Linked DNA regions of Mus musculus: region 2 is linked to region 1. Evidence: chromatin contacts called from ENCODE Hi-C or POLR2A ChIA-PET data. All regions are on one chromosome and are shown on one strand. Each heading gives the region's core, a stretch centred on a gene start or an enhancer-like site at or near the end of the contact. The rest is flanking DNA. Distances are from core to core; before and after follow the strand shown. Region 1 holds the start of Lax1 (lymphocyte transmembrane adaptor 1). Region 2 has its middle 2.8 kb from the start of Gm19497.

Region 1 (5,642 bases), core at 1,310-3,809:
TAAAACCAGCCCTACTAGTTTATAATCGAACATCACACTAAAATGATTTTGAAAGGTTTTAAGGAACACTAGAAGAATCCAGTTTAAAACATGCACCTTGTTTCTCAGAAAGTGTTCCCCACCTTATCTTAATCTCTTAGCCAGGTTTGACTTGAGGAAGGAAAGTTGTGGAGCCGGCAGCCTGGGGAGAGAATTCCTCTGAGGTGGTTTTCCTTAGGCACTGGATTGGAATGGCACCGGGGGAGGTAAGGCCTGCAGCGGGCTGGACAAACAAAAGAGATGATCACACACAGGGAAAAATATTTTGCTTACCATCTGAGGTCAGTTCCTCCTGTCTTCCCTTGAGGCCCCACTCACCTTCACAAGGGCAACCTGGCCACCAGTCTCTAGAGCAAGGAATCCAGTGCAGAATCCGAGATTGGTTTGTTGTTTTGGTTTATTTTTGTTTGTTTTCTGAGACAGGTTTTCTCTGTGTAGCCCTGGCTGTCCTGGAACTCACTCTGTAGACGAGGCTGGCTTCGAACTCAGAGATCCTTTTGCCTCTGCCTCCCACCACTACCAGGTTAGAGGAATAATAGTTTGTTTTTTGTTTTTGTTTGTTTGTTTGTTTGTTTGTTTTGTTTTTGTTTTTTTGAGAGAGGGTTTCTCTGTACAGCCTTGGCTGTCCTGGAACTCACTTTGTAGACCAGGCTGGCCTCGAACTCAGAGATCCTCTTGCCTCTGCCTCCCACCACTACCAGGTTAAAGGAATACTAGTTTTTCTTCAAACCTGATCCCAAGGAAATGTAGGCAGAGACCTAGGTCCCAGCCCCCAGACTATCTGTCTCTAGCTAAGCAGGCTCCCCAGAGCCTGGCGTGGCGGGATTTCCTGCACAGTACTCTGGGCCTTGGGAGAACTGGAACAAGTAGGTTGTGTCCAGGCTCTGGAAGCCAAGAACTCCAGCGTGCACCTGAAAGAGGTCCCAGCGAGGCAGAATGGCAAAGGCACGGAGGCCACCCCTTCCAGTTACCTGGAGCTCCACCTGGTTTGGCAAGTGTCGTGAGAGAGGCTCCCTGCATCCTCTATACACTCGTGGTGGTTCTGGCTGACTCGCCAGGAGGGTTGGTTTCCCGACACACGTGAAGCGAAAGGGAAGGGATTTTAGAAACAAACTCGAAACTTTCTCCCAAGCTTGGGAGCTTGAGGTAAATGCTGGCGAGAAACCCAGCAGTACCTGAAATGAGAGGTTACCCAGGACTGGGACTGGCTGCAGCAGAGCCAGGCCAGCAACAGATAGCCCCTCACCAGAAGCCCTGAGGAAGAAACAGTGGCCAACGGCCCTGTAACCCGGGCTCGGTTCCATTCCCACTATGATACCGGAACAGAGGCTCTGAGAGTATGAAACTCAGCTCACCTCTGGCATTATCACCTGCAGAAGATCTATTTATGAAGCCAGTCCACCCACGGAACCACAAGCGGGTGCCAGCTCTGTACAGCTCTCTAAACAACTAATTCTAGCTCTTTTGAGATCTGCTAAGAACCATTCTAAGGCCAGCATTGGTGGTACACTTTTTCAATCCCAGCCCTTAGGAGACAGAGGCTGGAGGACCTCTGAGAGTTTGAGGTCAGCCAGCCTGGCCTGTGTAGTGAAATACAGAACAGGGCAGTGGTGGCACACGCCTTTAATCCCAGCACTCAGGAGGTAGAGGCAGTCGGGTTTCTGAGTTCGAGGCCAGCCTGGTCTACAAAGTATGTTCCAGGCCAGCCAGGGCTATACAGAGAAACCCTGTCTCGAAAAACCAAAAAGAGAGGGGGGGGGAGGGAGGGAGGGAGGGAGGGAGGGAGGGAGGAAGGGAGGGAGGGAGGGAGGGAGGAAGAAAGAAAGAAAGAAAGAAAGAAAGAAAGAAAGAAAGAAAGAAAGAAAGAAAGAAAGAAAGAAAGAAAGAAAGAAAGAAAGAAAAGCCATGGATGTGTAGAGAAACCCTGTCTTGGGTTGGGAGCAGGGGTAAGAACCATTCTGAGCCCTGAGCCTGATTCACACCTGTAAGCACATCACCAGGGACATTAAGACAAGAAGCTACTATGAGTTCAGTCAACTTGACCTCTGAAGGGAGATCTGCCTCACAAAAACAAAAAACAAAAAAAACATAGTGTGCAAGATGGTTCATTGGATACAAACACTTGCCTCTGTCCAACACCCTAGTTTGACTCTTGAGACCAACACAGTAAGTAGGAAAGAACACACTCCCTCCAGTGTTCTCTGACCCCCACTCATGTGGCACGGCATGTGTGCAGACACAGTAAATAGATGTGAAAAGCATAAATAAGTAAAGATAACCAATGACAATAGCTACGCAAGCACATTGTCTTGAACCTTCGAATTTTGACCCTAGAGGTTTTTAACACTCAGAAAAACAGGGTGAATAGTCATGTCTCTGACTCTTCAACCACATGGGCCCCAGATGCCAGAGTGCCTGTGGGGAACAGGAGGGCTGAAGGTGGGTTTCCTGCTGTCTGGGTTGAGCGGAGCATTTCCTGTGCCCTGGCCTTATTAGCACACCGGTGGAGGGTGCTTCCTGTCAGCGACTTTCCATTCTGCCAGAGTGGTTTGCTGTTTTCACACTGCCCTGGGGGTTGGAGGAAGAAGATTTTCTCACGAAAACGCTGGGCCTCTTGACAGTCGCCTCCCTACTCCCCCACAGGCCCCTCATGTTTCCATCAACTGGCAGAAACTAGAGAGTGGCCCTACTGCTTCACACTGGGAGCACAGACAGCTGGGTGAGAAAGAGCACGGCTCCTGCAGTGGGCATTGTGGCCACCTCCAGTAGACCAACTCTGATGAACCTTCTACCAACTCAGCCTGGAATTTCAGGTGAAGGTAGGGAGGTTTGGGTCTTATTACTATTGTTGTTGCTGTTAGTAGTAGTAGTGGTGGTACAGCCGTTCTGTGTGTGTGTGTGTGTGTGTGTGTGTGTGTGTGTGTGTGTGTGTCTCGGAAGATCAGAAGATAATTTGTAGGAACCGGTTCTTGCCTTCCACTATGCATGCAGAGGGTAAACTTGGGTCATTAAACTGGCAGTAAGTACCTTTACCTGCAGAGCCATCGCACCAGCCCAAAGAAGGCAGTTTGTTGGGAGAACATTCTAGAACAGAAGATTAAAAGCTTCAGAAAGAAACAAAAACTAAAAACCAGTTTTGTATGTGAGAACCTTGGTGAATATGATCTAGGAAGAATGACTGGGAGGTGGCTGCATTGCATGAGGTACTCGAAGCCCTGGGGTTCCAGCTCCAGAACCACCTTCATGAGTGCGGTGGTGCACACCTGGAAATCCCAGTGCTGAGGGAGCAGAGGCAGAGGATCAGAGTTCAAGATCCTACACCCCCCATATATGTATATGTATATGTATATGTATATGTATATGTATATGTATATGTATATGTATATGTATATGTATATGTATGTGTATATATGTGTATATATATATATACATATATATATATGTATATATATATATATCATCTTGGGTACTTAAATAAGAAATTTCAATAGTACAAAATGATACAATTTGGAATACATAGGGATTTGGAGAATTTTCTGTCATTCTATTATCTACTTTTTTTTTAAAAGGTGATTATATGCAAAATGCATACCAGTTTACCCTTTTTCCCCTCTATGAATCAGCAACTTAGAAAGAGCTAAGAAAAGTGGAAGCCATACTGGCTAGTCAGTCACGACACTGAAAAGGCTTAGAAGCTGCAAAGCCCCTCAGAGGTCCAGTGATGTACAGCACCCCGGCCCCTCCAGAGGTCACAAGAAGGAACTCAGAGCCCAGCACTCGGCAGGGGACTCTTGGCAGCCTGCAGGGGTGAGTGCTTTGGGAAAGTGAGCCCCAGGGTCCCCTGATCTCCTACAGGAATGGTCTATTTCCAACCCAGACCTGGGTCCACCAAGATGAGCAAACTTGGGGAGCTAAGAGCTGTTTCCCCGAGGGATGCTGGGAGGGAAGAAAAGAGATACTGGGGTTGAGGGGAGAGGGACGGACTGACTGAGAGGTGAATTTCTGAGGGGATCTTCTTCCACTCAGAGGTCCTGACCTCTGCCCTTGAGATTTCCAACCTCTTGGCCTAATCCCTGCAATGAGTTTTTAGATCCTAAAGCCCTTGTCATGAGTGAGAAATGTAACTGCAGACGTCATAAAGTTTTAGGACCTTACAGAGCTAGTCACGGATGTCAACGTGCTCCGGAAGTTTTCAATCTCAAATACACAAAAGGAAAGCATCTGTTGATAGGGCGCTGAGATTTTAGAAACATTAGAATGGGTAAATTCCAGCTCTTCCATCAAAGTAAAAACCCAATGACAGTGTATTCTGTTCCTGAATTGCTGTAGTTTCAGGAAAAGTCAGCGTGATGACCAGAGTAAATCAGTGTCACGAGCAGGTCAAACACAAACGAAGAGGACCAAGTTCCTATCCATCGCTGAAGCCTGGAGCACCCTCTTAAAATGAGTTCCCTCTTTATTATATCTGGGGGGAGTAGAATGGTGTAGAGGTCAGAGGGCAATTTACAGAAGTCAGTTTCATCATATGGGTGTCAGGGATCAAACTTAGCGTGTTGGGCTTGGCTGCAGGTGCCTTTACACACTGAGCCCTCTCACTGACCCCTTAAAACTATTTCTTTTTTAAGTTGACATTTGCTTTATTGTTGTTTTCTCTTTCTTTTTCACTTGGTAGTCAGTAAATAAAATCTGTACTTATGTATTATGTTTAGCACATAGTTTTGCAATACATGTGTATTATGGATGGCTAAATACCGTATGTATTACGTGACATATCCTTTTATGAGAGGATGCTTCAAATAACACTTTTAAGCAATGTTCAAGAATCCATTACTTTCAGCATTGCCATGTTGAACTTCTTCCTTCTACCTGACCTTTGGCACCTCTGGGAACCCTCCCTTACCACCTCTGGTGACCTCCATTCTATTCTCTGAGTCTCTGAGTTCAATCTATTTAGTCTCTGCATATAAGCAAGACGGAGCAGGACCTATCTGTTCCTGGGTTCTTTCACTTAATGCTAGGTCCTCTGGGTCCATCCACCATGTCGCAAATGACAAGATCGTCTTCCCTTTTAAAGCTCAGTGATATCTTTTGCATGTGTATTCCGAATTCTCTCTATCCACTTATCTGTTGATAGACACGCGGGTTAATTCTGCATCTTGGCTATGGTGACTTTTGCTGCAAAGATTATGACAGTACAAACATCTCTAATAAACACGGGAGTACAGACACAGTTTTCATTTGCTTTGAATAAAGTTCTTGTAGTGGGACTGACAGAGCATATGGCGATTCTATTTTTAATTTTTTGGGATAATTGCCATAAGTCATTTTCTACCATGACTGTGTTATTCTCAAAACTACTTCTGTGTTCATTTGTTTATTATTTCATTCACTTATCACTGAACAAATATTCATGAAGCGCTTACCGTGTGGCTTGAGATGCTGAGTGAACAGAATAGGCAAGACCGTGACTCCCTGAGGCTCAGTCAGCGGCAGCGCTTGATAGCAGACATAACCAAATAAATGTATACTCTCAATCAGCCGTAAGTGCTTTGAAGAAGAAACCGAACTGAGTAAGAAAGCTGTGAGTGGTGGATGTGACTGGG
Region 2 (5,642 bases), core at 878-3,377, 370 kb before region 1:
TCCTTTGCTGGGGTTAAGTTTGTGACGGCTGACAAAACCCATAATAAAGCATGACATTAGTGGGATGTACCTCATTTCATTAAACCCTCAGGGCAGCTCCGTGGGGTTGACATTATTAGGCTATCAGTCAGAAAACAGAGGCTCAGGTTAAGCAAACTGTCCACAGACACACTGTTAGCAAATGGCAGGAAACTCAAATATAGGACTGCCTAAATAAACAGAAGCAGCAGCGGTGGAGGAGGAGGAAGAGGAGGAAGAGGAGGAGGAGGAGGAGTAGGAGGAGGAGGAGGAAGAGGAGGAGGAGGAGGAGGAAAGAAGAGGCAGAAAGCAAGAGGGTAAAGAGATTATGAGGAAGCATCATTATCATCATTATTACTATCAAAGCCATGCTGAATCCAGCCTTTTTCCCATCTCTCCCTGCTGCCATTAGCCTTCTGGTCTGAAAGGCAGGGAATTTATACCACATCACAATTTACTCTCTGCAGGTAGTAGAAAAGGTGACCAGTCTGGAATCCAGTCCTTACGCATCTCTTATGCCCAGGCTTAGACCGCTTGCTTCTTCTCAGACCATTGTGACCATTTCTATAGTGGTTTTTATCTTGGTGGTAGCGGTGGTGATTGAACCCAGGGCCTCTTGAAAGCTAATGGAGCTCTCTACTACTCATCTATATTTCCCTACACTTTGTGTGTGTGTGAATCCTGCTATTTTTGCAGTCTTTCTCTTTCTTTGTTTCTTTCTTTTCTTTTTTGAATCATGGTCTCTGTAGTTCAGGCTTGCCTCAAACTTGCAGTGGTTCTCCTGCCTCTGGGGTGCTGGAGTTCTTGGCATGTGCCACCATGCCCGACTTTGCCTTTGGCAGTGGTAGCTTGCATCTGTGTGTGTGAGTGAGTGTGCTTGTGTGTGTGGTGTGCACATGTTCTCTATAGTGTTGTCTTTGTTTATCTGTCATAGTTGAACCTGAACGGAAGGGTTATGAGATCAGCTCTGAGATTACTCACCCTTCACAGTGTCTGTACTAAACACGGAGCAGAACAGGAAGTTGGGACAAGGGCTGTTGGCTGTAGGGAACAGCCTATTGGTCCTAGGCATGCACTAGAGTCTCCGTTGCCCTTTGACTCATTCCAGTCAGAAAACTCCTAGTCCAATACAGACCAACCAGCTGGATGGATTGATTGCTTCATCTCAGCACAGAGTTCCAGCCCCTGACTTCCCAGCCCTAATGCAAAACACAGAAACTCCTGTGTTGGTTGTGACCCACTTCCTCTCCTACCAGTCCAGCTCAGGGTGGAGGCTCAGGGCTTAGTGGCTTCTCTTGTTTTTACAAAAGGCAAATCACTTCCCTGTCACAGCTACTGCTTGGTCAATAGGCTTTCCTGTTGGCACCACCCAGGGGGAAAAAATGGAGCACTGATTATGTCCTAATACAATAGGACAGTATTCAAAGATACCCAGAAGGCTTCAACAGGCTGTAAACACACTTGTTAAGATCACAGTGCTATGTGAATTTGAGGGTTGATGAGGGTTACTGTCAGCCTCAGAGTCCAGGGGCCATACAGGGCTACACACAGCTGGGTGCACATGACAGCTTGAAAGACCATATATAAGGTTTCAACTTTCAGTCCTTTATCTGGCAGGCAGAGTGTCACTGGATGGGAGCCTCTTATGTGCAGAAATGGACTTTTGCACAGAGTTTGGGTTTGGCCAAGGGGCAGGGGACAAGGGTTTGGTCCTCAGGATGTCACCAGTCAGCAGGAGATGGCAGGGTAATTACACATAAAAGTACTGTACCCAAGGTGCTGACTCTTCAGGATTAAATGCAAACTAAGGGAATAACACAGATCAATGCATTCTATCCAAATGCCACCATCATTGCTGGGCAAGGGGATGATCAGACATGGGTGAGGTGAGCCTGAGCAAGGGCTGGGAAAGAGATGTCTTGAGAAGTACTGTTGCAGGAGGACACATCTTTACTGACTTACTGCTGAAGGCTAGAAAGGCAGACCAGCCGGAGTATGTGCACCTTGGCCAAAGTGAACAATAGGTGTGGTTAGGGTGGGCAGAAGAGCAAGACAAAGTGGTAACACAGAGGTGAGCTTTGATGGCAGTTGGCATGGTTCCCTGGTGCTCCCTCAGCATTGACCCCTCCCCCATCTGGCTCAGTCCCTCTGCAGAGAGGGCATAGAGGGTACTCAGGCCAGAGCCCAAGGGTATCAGGATGATAACTCGGGCACACTTAGGCCATGAAACAGTTTCATCTCTTCATCCTCACAATTAATGGTCTAGTTTTGGAATGGGAGTTGGGGGATGGAATCTAGAGTTGCACACATGTTTGGCCAGATATCCACCATGATAGACTGATGTTTGAAGGCAGACAAAGAGGAGCAATGGATCTGGGATTCTGGAACCTGGTGCAGGCTCTCTCTGTTCTCTTAGATGTCTATGTCACTTCTCTACTCTGCTGTCTCAGTCACTTAACAAAACTAAAGTGCCATTCCTGCTCCGGGATAGTGTGGACACAGAGAATAAACCCTTGTATTCCCACGGCCTCTCTGCTGTTTACAGAGAACTGGCTAGCACAGCAGCCCGTTTCCGCCATGCTGGGAGGTACCAGTGGTGGGTGTTGTTACTCCAATTTGCAGAGGAAATTGCAACTGAGACAGCCTCCGGATGACTGGTCGCAGCAAGCAGAGGACGAGCTGAGAAGGGAGCTTCCACTCTGGCCTACTAGCCCATTCCCAACGACTCCCTCTGTTAGTTAACCACAGAGTTCGGCTCTCCATCTGCCCCTCAGGGCTTGGATTTTCCATTTAACCTATTTCTGAAGAGGAAAAACAATGCAGGTCAAGGGATTTTCCCCTCAGTGACAGCCTGAGAACACAAAGCCCCAACGATTGCGGCTTAGTGAGCTGCCCCAGAGCGCGGTCTCTCTTCCCAGAGGCCCCGGCTCTGCTTACGGCTGGCCAGAAGCCGAGGAGGAGCGTGGGGGCAGAGCTCCCCAGAGGCGCACAGATGGGCAAGCTGGGCCCGGAGCCGGCCTTTCAGCAACCTTTTTGTTTGGCAGCCAAACAGCCAGCGTCAGCTCGCCTGCCTCTCACCTCCTGGGCCTCGCCCTTCCCCCCAACGAGGTGGGGGAAGCTGATGAGCTCCTGAGCCACCCGGCCTTCCTCCTTTATGGGGGGCGGGGGTGGGGGTGGGGAGAATGAAAGGAGGCCTGCAACTGGTGCGGGGCAACTGTTGCCATCTGTCTAGTGGGACGTCACTAGGCAGGGTCTCGCCCATTCACTCTTCACGCACCGCTGGGCCCCGGCCTTTTGTCGCTGGGCCGGGTGGCTGCGGGAGGGAGGACGGGCAGCCGGAGGAGGGACGCACGATTTCTTTGTGTCTAGACTAAACTTTCGGCTACTCACCAGAGTTATTTGCATGAGTGAGGAGGCTGACCAAGCCCCACACGGCTCAGGTGATTGACACCTCCTAGCCTCACTTTGACTTCCTAAAGTCTAAGCTCCTCCACGGAGGCTGACCAGGCTGGTCTACCCCTCTTTTCAGTCTTCCGTTCGGTCCCTGCCCGGTCCCTTTGCGAGTGCATAGTGGACCTGATGGTCTTCTCCCTACTGCCCCTCACCCCCAAACTGTGCTTGGCAGACAAGGAGGCAAAAGCAGGGGAAAAGCTCTATTAGCCATAGCCCGGCAGCTGAGCTGGGGAAAGAAAGGAGCTGAATAGAGGTGGTGGGGTTGGCAGCTCTCCAGCCCAGCTCCTGGGCTTTGAATAACACCCCAGGCCCGGGGCTGGGATCAATGGGGGGAGCTTTGGGGCATTTAATTATTTAAAGGTCTCAATAAAGGACCTAAGTCCCCGAGGGGGGGGGGGGGGGAGACAGATGGTGTGCTCCCTCCATGAGCTGGGAAAGGGGGGTGCCGGCTGGGAGGTGTGGGGGATGAGAGAGAAAGGGAGGGAAAGAAGGAGAAGGAATTGCTTGTAAAGTAGGACTGCCTGCCAAGTTCTCAGGCACTCGGTACTTCTGCCTATCACTCCTTAACTTCCAAGTTAGTGTCTGCCCTATTTTGGAAATAGACCACAAAGCTCTGAAGTTTAGGGGGACGTCTCTGGTGCTTGAAGTTGCTCTAAACTTGTTCAGTTAACTGGGCAGGACTGGACACGTGGGCCAGAAGATTGTCTTTGGACTTCTTTTTTAATTGTGGTAAAATTCACTAATATGAAACATTCCTGTTTCCTCTAGTCCTTCTTCATTCCCTCCCAACTCTGAGGGGTGCTGGACCTAGTTCCTAGGGACTTTTGCAAAAGTAGAAAATGAGTCTCTCTCTCTCTCTCTCTTTCTCTCTCTCCTGGGTTTTCCTACGTAGGACAGCCTGGCTTCAAACCTCACAGAGATCTGCTTGTTTCTGCCTCCTGGGGGCTAGGATTTAAGGCTTGTGTGCCACCACTCCCGGCTGAGCCACCACTTTCTTGGCAAAAGTAGAGGAAGGGCTACTTTGTGCAGAGGGGGACAAAGACTCATTCCTGGTCCTCCTGCCTCAGCCAACTAAGTGCTAGTGCAACAAGAACACACTACCACATCTGGCTGGAAGATTACAACTTAATGATCAAGATTGGAAGGGGTCCCCAGGAAAAGACATATTACCTGCATGCCTCATTACAGTAGGTGTTACGAAGCTTATCAATTGTTTTGCCATGGGATAAAAGTTTCTCTGGTTAATTCTGTTGTGGGTTTGGCGGATAGAAGAATCCAGACAGTGCTGGTTCATCTGAAGCTCACAGTAGCTGCTATTAAATACTGACATTATCATCATCCCCAGGTCAGTGTGCACACATTTAAGGCTATTCAATAGAAACTGAAATAGGGCTTGGGGGCAAAAGAGTATTTTGCAAAGGTCTTCCCATCTGTTAGAGACTGAACTATGGCTGAAATCGTGTGCTTAGAAAGTCCTATTCAACAGACCCCATTCCCACTTGCACCCTTCTTCACCTGCCCTAGCTCTTGTTTTGTAGCTGCCTGGGCATTGCTGGCTAGATCTTTAGATGGATGCTCAACTTAAACAGGTTGGTGGCTTGCCATTTAAGTCTCCTTTTTCCTTTGGCCTTTCGCCCGTCCAGTCCTGCCCACAGGAGACAGGATTGTCTGCATTTCACAGGGCGGCCCTAAACCGTGTGAGTTGGTGGCGTGAGCACCTCCTCCTGGAGGCAGTTCTGTCTTGCTCGGAGCTGGGGCGGCGGCAAAGGCGAGGCCTTTCAGCTGGGACAGCTGGGCACCTGGCGGTCCCACCACCGGTTGCTTTGAATCAGATCTGCCCAGCGAGGGGGAACAGAGTGGAGGAGGGCGAAGGCTGGCCGGGGCGACGAGGGCAGGCAGGTGTCTGCTCCCTGCCTCCAGGCTATGTAACTAGGGTGGAGCCCTGGGCCACCCACCCTCGTCCTTCAGCCCCCACAGTAGCATCTGGCTAGGATTTAAACCACCGAACGAGCTTTGCAAAGCAGCTTTGCTTGCTCGGCAACAACAGTGGGGATACAGCCTTCGCCGGGTCGGAGGGAAGCTCCGCCTTGGTAACAAGCTTCTGACTGGCTGGCCTAGGGAAGGAGCGGGCCAATCAAAGCTTGAGGGGGAGTTGGGTGGGGACACTAGGT

The links. A loop is a pair of places that touch in the nucleus more often than their neighbours do. ChIA-PET counts read pairs that join two places held with the same protein, here RNA polymerase II (POLR2A).
Region 2: a map of v-Abl transformed pro-B cells shows a loop between it and region 1 (3-fold over the local background). The contact joins the enhancer-like site here to the promoter of Lax1 in region 1. A Hi-C loop is called at or near these places in 1 of 37 maps with a recorded cell type or tissue (v-Abl transformed pro-B cells). POLR2A ChIA-PET finds 5 or more read pairs at or near these places in 2 of 5 experiments (Patski and embryonic stem cell).

What each region holds. Positions count from the first base shown.
Region 1 is chr1:133,687,025-133,692,666 of GRCm38, reverse strand. Lax1 (lymphocyte transmembrane adaptor 1) reads left to right here and starts at 2,559. Exons shown (of 6, transcript NM_001159649.1): 1 at 2,559-2,858; 2 at 3,663-3,846. The coding sequence starts at 3,761.
Region 2 is chr1:134,060,959-134,066,600 of GRCm38, reverse strand. No RefSeq gene overlaps it. Among named protein-coding and RNA genes, the nearest start is that of Gm19497, 2.8 kb to the right of the region's middle. RefSeq lists an enhancer at 429-5,642. Within about 2 kb of position 2,127, at least 2 of the 3 ENCODE cell types and tissues checked have a DNase peak (open chromatin) inside an H3K27ac peak, as active enhancers do.